2 separate regions of the Homo sapiens genome follow, and region 1 is linked to region 2. A link is a loop called in an ENCODE intact Hi-C map of the cell type or tissue named here. Cell type or tissue: ovary. All regions are shown on one strand. Links, peaks and the distances in the headings refer to the core of each region. The heading gives the core; the rest is flanking DNA.

Region 1 (2,901 bases), core at 268-2,767, 140 kb before region 2:
AAACACAGGGGGACATGAACACCTGGAGATGGAGATGGTTAAGTAGGGAAGGAGGAGCTGAGGGGCCCAGTGGGAGTCAGTGAAGAAACTGGAAATTAGCAGCAGAGGGAAGCTGCCTCCACCGTAAGTTGGAGGAACAAAGGGAGGAGGTGGTGTCACCGGAGCCCAGAGATAAGGTTTCCTAGTAGAAGCTGGGAACACAGTGGGATTGTCTGGCTGGCAGGAGCTGGGGCTCTAGAGGAGGCATAACTACCAGGAGAAGGAGGAGAATGACCCTTGGGGAGTGGAATGACCCTGGCTGCTTGTTCTGGTCCTCCAGCCTCCTACCTGAGCTTCCCATTGATTCAACCCCAGCTGGAGGGAAGACTGGAAATAGCAGCCTAGGATGGGGGAAGAAAGGGGAGGGCAAGGAACAAATCTGGGGAGACATACAGCTCAGGGCAGTGCAGCACAGGTTCCCCAGTGCCTCAGGGCTCCCACCGCACCTGCTCACCTGCACCAGGCCCAACTCACTGTTTACATTAAACATCTGGATGCTGTAGGGTTAGAGTGAGGGTTGAGTTTGCAAACCCAGTGTTTCAGTTATCTATTGCTGCGTAACAAATTATCCCCAAGTGAAGTGGCTTATTTTAGTTTCCCTCTGAGTTTTTGGGTCAGGAATTTAGGAAGGGCTCAGCAGGGTGGTTCTTGCTTGGTGTTACTCATGTGGTGAAGTTAGATGTTGGAGGGAGCTGGAGTCATGTGAAAGTTCAACCAGGCTGATGTCCAAGGTGGCTGATGTCCATGGTTGGCAATGTCACTGGCTGTTGGTTTCGAGCTCAGCTGGGCTGTTGAGTGGGGCCAGAACTGGCTGAGCAATCCTCCTGCCTTGGCCTCCCAAAGTGCTGGGATTACAGGTGTGAGCCACCACGCTCAGCTGCATATTGTATTTATTCATTTATTTTCCCACTTATTCATTCAGTAATTCATTCTTTTGCCAGATATTTCTTGAGATCCTGCCATGTGCCAGGCTCTAGGTGCTGTGGATAGAGCCTGGTTACAAGATAGTAACATCATGAAGCTCACATAATTTAAAGTGTGTTTCAGTGTAAGAACAATCTTGATGGGTAATGTACCAGAATGACTGGCCAAAGACAGAGCAGAAGAGCAAGAATGCATTATAGAACAGAAGCATAATGTCACAGCAGTTGGATTTCTGTCTTAGCCATTTGAGGTACAAATATTAATTTGGAGACTGATAAATGAAAATAAATTCCAGATGGACTAGAGTAAAATGTGGGAAGAGGCTGGGTGTGGTGGCTCACACCTGTTATTCCAGCATTTTGGGAAGCCAAGGCAAGAGGATCCCTTGAGCTCAGGAGTTCAAGACCAGCCTGGGCAACATGGTGAAATCCTGTCTCTAATAAAAAATACGAAAATTAGCCAGGTGTGGTGGTGCATGCTTGTAGTCCCAGCTACTCGGGGGGCTGGGGCAGGAAGATCTCTTGTGCCCAGGAGATTACAGCAAGCTGTGATCTGTCATTGCACTCCAGCCTGGATGATAGGGTGAGACTGTGTCTCTTTAAAAAAAAATTTTTTTAAAGGAAAACAAGAAAAATAGTTAACATCCTTAAGGTAATGAAAACATTAATAAATTTAATATGAGAAGGCAATCAGCCAAAAGAGAAATGGGCAAATGAGAGGAAAAGACAGATCACAAAAGAAAAAAATAGTTAACATCCTTAAGGTAATGAAAACATTAATAAATTTAATATGAGAAGCCAATCAGCCAAAAGAGAAATGGGCAAATGAGAGGAAAAGACAGATCACAAAAGAAAAAAATAGTTAACATCCTTAAGGTAATGAAAACATTAATAAATTTAATATGAGAAGCCAATCAGCCAAAAGAGAAATGGGCAAATGAGAGGAAAAGACAGATCACAAAAGAAATACAAATAGCTGAAATTGATCAAAGCCAAGTTTACCACCAGTAATAACTGAACTTGAAGTACTGAAACCCTCCTCTTTGCCGTCAAATCAGCAAAGATATCAGAAATCTGGTTCCCTATAGCCAAGGAGAGCACAGCGACATGGGAGACCCCACTCCCATTGCTGGCTGCAAACGAGGATGACCTTTCGGAAGAACTGGGCAGCCTGCATCCAAAGCCTGAAAATGCGCATATCTGTTGTTCCATTATTTCTACTTCTAGGAATTTACTTCCTGGAAGTACTCCAGCAAGTAGGAAAAGATTTCATTACAAGGATTTTTATGACGCCATAAATTATTTATTTAAGTATTTTTTTTGAGACAGGGTCTCACTCTGTCACCCAGGCTGGAGTGCAGTGGCGCAATCTCCGCTTACTGCAACCTCCACTTCCCAGGTTCAAGCAATTCTCCCACTTCAGCGTCCTGAGTAGCTGGGATTACTGGTGTGTGCCACCATGCCCAGCTAATTTTTGTATTTTTGGTAGAGACGGGGTTTCACCACATTGACCAGGCTGGTTTCGAACTCCTGACCCCAGATGATCCACTCACGTCGTATTTTTTTTATTTCATGTATGTAGAGATGTTATATTGCCCAGGCTGGTCTTGAACTCTTGGCCTCAAGTGATTCTCTTGCCTTGGCCTTCCACTGAACCCAGCCTCAAGACTGGTGTTTCTAAAGAGATTCAGGAATATGAGAAATGGATCATGTTTCATGAGCACTGTTTGTTAGACAAGAAATACAAGTAGCTGAAATTGATAATAGTGGCTTAAGCAAAATCGAACTTTATTTCTCTCCTACAAATTGACCAAACATAAAGAATGCAGAATTGGTGTGAAGGCTTCACGGAGTCAGAGATCCAGGTGGCTTCCACTTTTGTGCTACTATCCCTGGGAAAGCACTGGCCTGAAAGATCCAGGATGGCTCCCAGGCAGGG
Region 2 (2,901 bases), core at 109-2,608:
AGGAGGATGGGGTCAGCCTAGCCCCTCCCACCCCAGATTTGTGCGAGGGCCCCCAGGATGGAGGGTGGTGGGGGGATGGGCAGACCCTTCAGTCCAGGGTAGGGAAGCTGAGATTATAGGTTAGGGACCCACATCAGAAGCAAGTTACAAAGTTAGAAACCTGGGGTAGTGGTCGGGGTTCAAGAAAATACAAAACAAGGGATTTGGTTGGGCCAAGATCCAGTGAGGGTGAAGGGAAGGAAGGACGGCCCCTCCCAGCTGGTGCTCAGCAGTAGCTTCGGGTCTGGCCCTCAGAGTGGAGGGACCAGCTGGGAGTGGGGTAAGGGGGTGGGGGACCAGCCCCCTCCCCTCTTTGCCCTCCATTTCTGTACAAGGACCCTCGGTGGAGCTCGCCCCCCCTTCCGTAGGCTGGCGGGGCTGCCCTGTAGAGCAGGAGAGGCTCAGGAGGGCCCCAGGGACCCGGCACCCTATGAGGGGTACGGGGTCCCCAGGGTGCCCGTTGTTTCTGGGGAAGGCGGGGGACTGGGGGACCGGGATCTGAACGGCTTCGGGGGTGGGCAGGAGGGGAAGAGGAGGAGGAAGAGGCAGGTGAGGGACCCCTGGGCCCTAGAGCTAGGTTGACGTAGAGGGGCTCAGGCGGTGTAGGGCGCCGAGCAGGGTGCTGGGGGGCTGAGTAGCCAAGGTGGTCAGGGGGAAAGCAGGAGGGGGCTGGCGGGTAGCTGAGCAGGAAGTCGGGGGACCTGTGGAGTGGGGGTGATTGGCCAAGCATGCCGTAGGAGGCATTGAGCCTGTCGGGGGGCATGGAGCGAAAGGGACTCCAGGAGCGGGTGGGGCCAGAATAGGGGGACCCCTCACTTGCCCCGATCTCATAGTACAGGTTCTCTCCCCTGTCGAGTGGTGCAGGGGGGCCCAGAGAGCTCCTCCAGACTGGGGCTGGGGAACTGGGCTGGAAGGATGGGGGGCCCAGGGGGTACAAGCCTGGCTTGGGGACCCCGAGGAAGGGTGGCAGGCACTCCCTGGGGGCTGGGGAGAAGAAGCCGGGGGTAGGAACCTGTGAGGGGACAGAACATGGGGACTGGGCTGCTGCCTCTGGCGCATCCCTGCCCCCGCCACCTGCCCTGAGCTGGGCACTGACCTGGGCAGGGCCTCGGAGTCCCCTCCTTGAGGTCCCCATGGGCCGCTGGCTCCTCAGCAGGCTCCCATCACTTTGTTGCCTTGGTAAGTAGGGTGGGGGTCCCGGGACCCAGGCACCCGGGTGTGCTAGGGAGTTGGGAGGTGGCCCACTCCCTGAGGTCCCCAGGGGCTCCCCGCCCACCTCCAGAGACAGCGAGCGGTGGAAGGGGGATTGGGAAGCAGGTGGGGTGCCCCCACACTCCTGCTGGCTCTGTTGCTCGGCCACCTGCTGAGCCCGCTCAGCCAGGGCCAGGGCCATGAGGCGTGCTGGGTTCTTAGGGGGCGGGGGTGGGGCACCCCCAGGGCGCAGGAGAGACAGGGGAGGGGGTGGCAGTGGTGACTCCATATCAGGACCTATATAAATGAATGGAGAGGGGTTCAGCTGGGGCCAGGCCCTCAGAGTCAGTGACAGCTGGCGGGGACAGGGGTGGGGTAGGCTGAGGACTCACCGAGTGGGCCCTGGGCTCCCCGGAGCTTGCTGCACATCTCCTGCTGGCAGGCGTCAGTCAGCGGGGCCTCGGCTCCTCGCAGCAGCAGGGGTATGAGATGGGGGCGCAGGCTCCGGCCGGGGCTGAGAGCTGGTGTTGGGGTGGCTGAGGCAGGTGCTCCCCCAGCCCCCAGCAGTTCTAGGACAGCGGGTGGCACTGATACAGCCAGGGGCTCTGAGATGTCTAGGGCAGCAGGCGAGGCGGGGCTGGTGGGCCCCCGGGGCGAGATGGCCTGGGGGGTCACCCTGGGTGGGAAGGCAGAGGCAGGGGCGGGGGGTGCTGGGCTGGCGGGAGGTGCGGGATCCCCTGGGGTGGGGCTGCTGCAGCGGAAGGTTAAGGGATCAAAGTCCAGCCCCCGGAGTCCCTCCAGGCAGCGGGGTGGGCTGAAGTCCAGCTCATCACCATCATCTAGCCAGGCTGAGGTACGGTGTGAGGGAGACCCAGAGAGTGCCCCCAGCCCAGCTGCTGAGGACTCAGAGGAGGAAGAGGAGGACTCAGAGGAGGAGGACTCGGAGGAGGAGGACGAGGACAGGCTCTCGCAGGAGCCAGCAGGTGCTGGGCCCACAGGGAAAGCGTCGCTGCTGGAGTGGGGTCGCCGCAGCCTGTGCAGCCTCTGGAGGCCTGGAGGGGTGGGGTCAGTGAGACCATCCCTGAGAACAGGGCGCACAGCCCCACAGAAAGCTGGGGAAAGGACATGAAGAGGCGCCTCCTGGAGAGGGCCACAGTAGTGTGAAGCCAGGAAGAGCTGTTCAGATTGACAGTGGAGACCATGAAGAGGACACTTCCGGCCCAAAGCACGAAGGCCCTGTGGCTGCCCCACAGGCTGTGAGCACGAGACCAACAGATTCACATACAGCTGCTGAGCCAGCAGGACAGCACCTGGGCTCCTGGGTATGTGGGAGGGCAGTACCCCAGGAGTGTGAGGATGGCGCGGTGGCTCAGAAGAGCCCCCAGAGGCACGGCTGGGTGGGGTGGATAAGCAGCCCCCCGCAGAGGTCGGAGAGCAGCACCCAGCAGCGCGGCGGGCTGTGAGGTAGCGATGGAGAAAAAGCCAAGCTCCCCATACAGTGCGGCATCCCTTTCTTACAACGCCCTTTAAATCAAGTTTCCAAAATGGCTAGAACTGAGCAGTATGATCCTTACACACACACCTGTGTATGATCAGACCTGGAAAGCAAGGGCAGGGTAGTCTGCAAATTGAGAGGATGCCTCCAGTGGGGAGGAACTCGAAGGGGAGAAG

Evidence for each region. A loop is a pair of places that touch in the nucleus more often than their neighbours do. Peaks named below come from ENCODE experiments on the same cell type or tissue, not always from the same donor. Only the 100,000 strongest peaks of a DNase experiment are listed, where the experiment ranks them.
Region 1: it touches region 2 in a loop (2.0-fold over the local background); 21 of 110 quality-filtered maps call a loop at or near these places.

What each region holds. Positions count from the first base shown.
Region 1 is chr19:35,923,468-35,926,368 of GRCh38, reverse strand. No RefSeq gene overlaps it. Among named protein-coding and RNA genes, the nearest start is that of LRFN3, 11 kb to the left of the region's middle. In ovary, for the core only: no CTCF peak of the experiment used is centred there; no DNase peak of the experiment used is centred there.
Region 2 is chr19:35,785,794-35,788,694 of GRCh38, reverse strand. ARHGAP33 (Rho GTPase activating protein 33) reads right to left here. Exons shown (of 21, transcript NM_001366178.1): 20 at 1,623-2,282; 21 at 1-1,527. The coding sequence ends at 266. Among named protein-coding and RNA genes, the nearest start is that of ARHGAP33, 12 kb to the right of the region's middle. In ovary, for the core only: no CTCF peak of the experiment used is centred there; DNase peaks (open chromatin) are centred at 963, 1,181 and 1,630.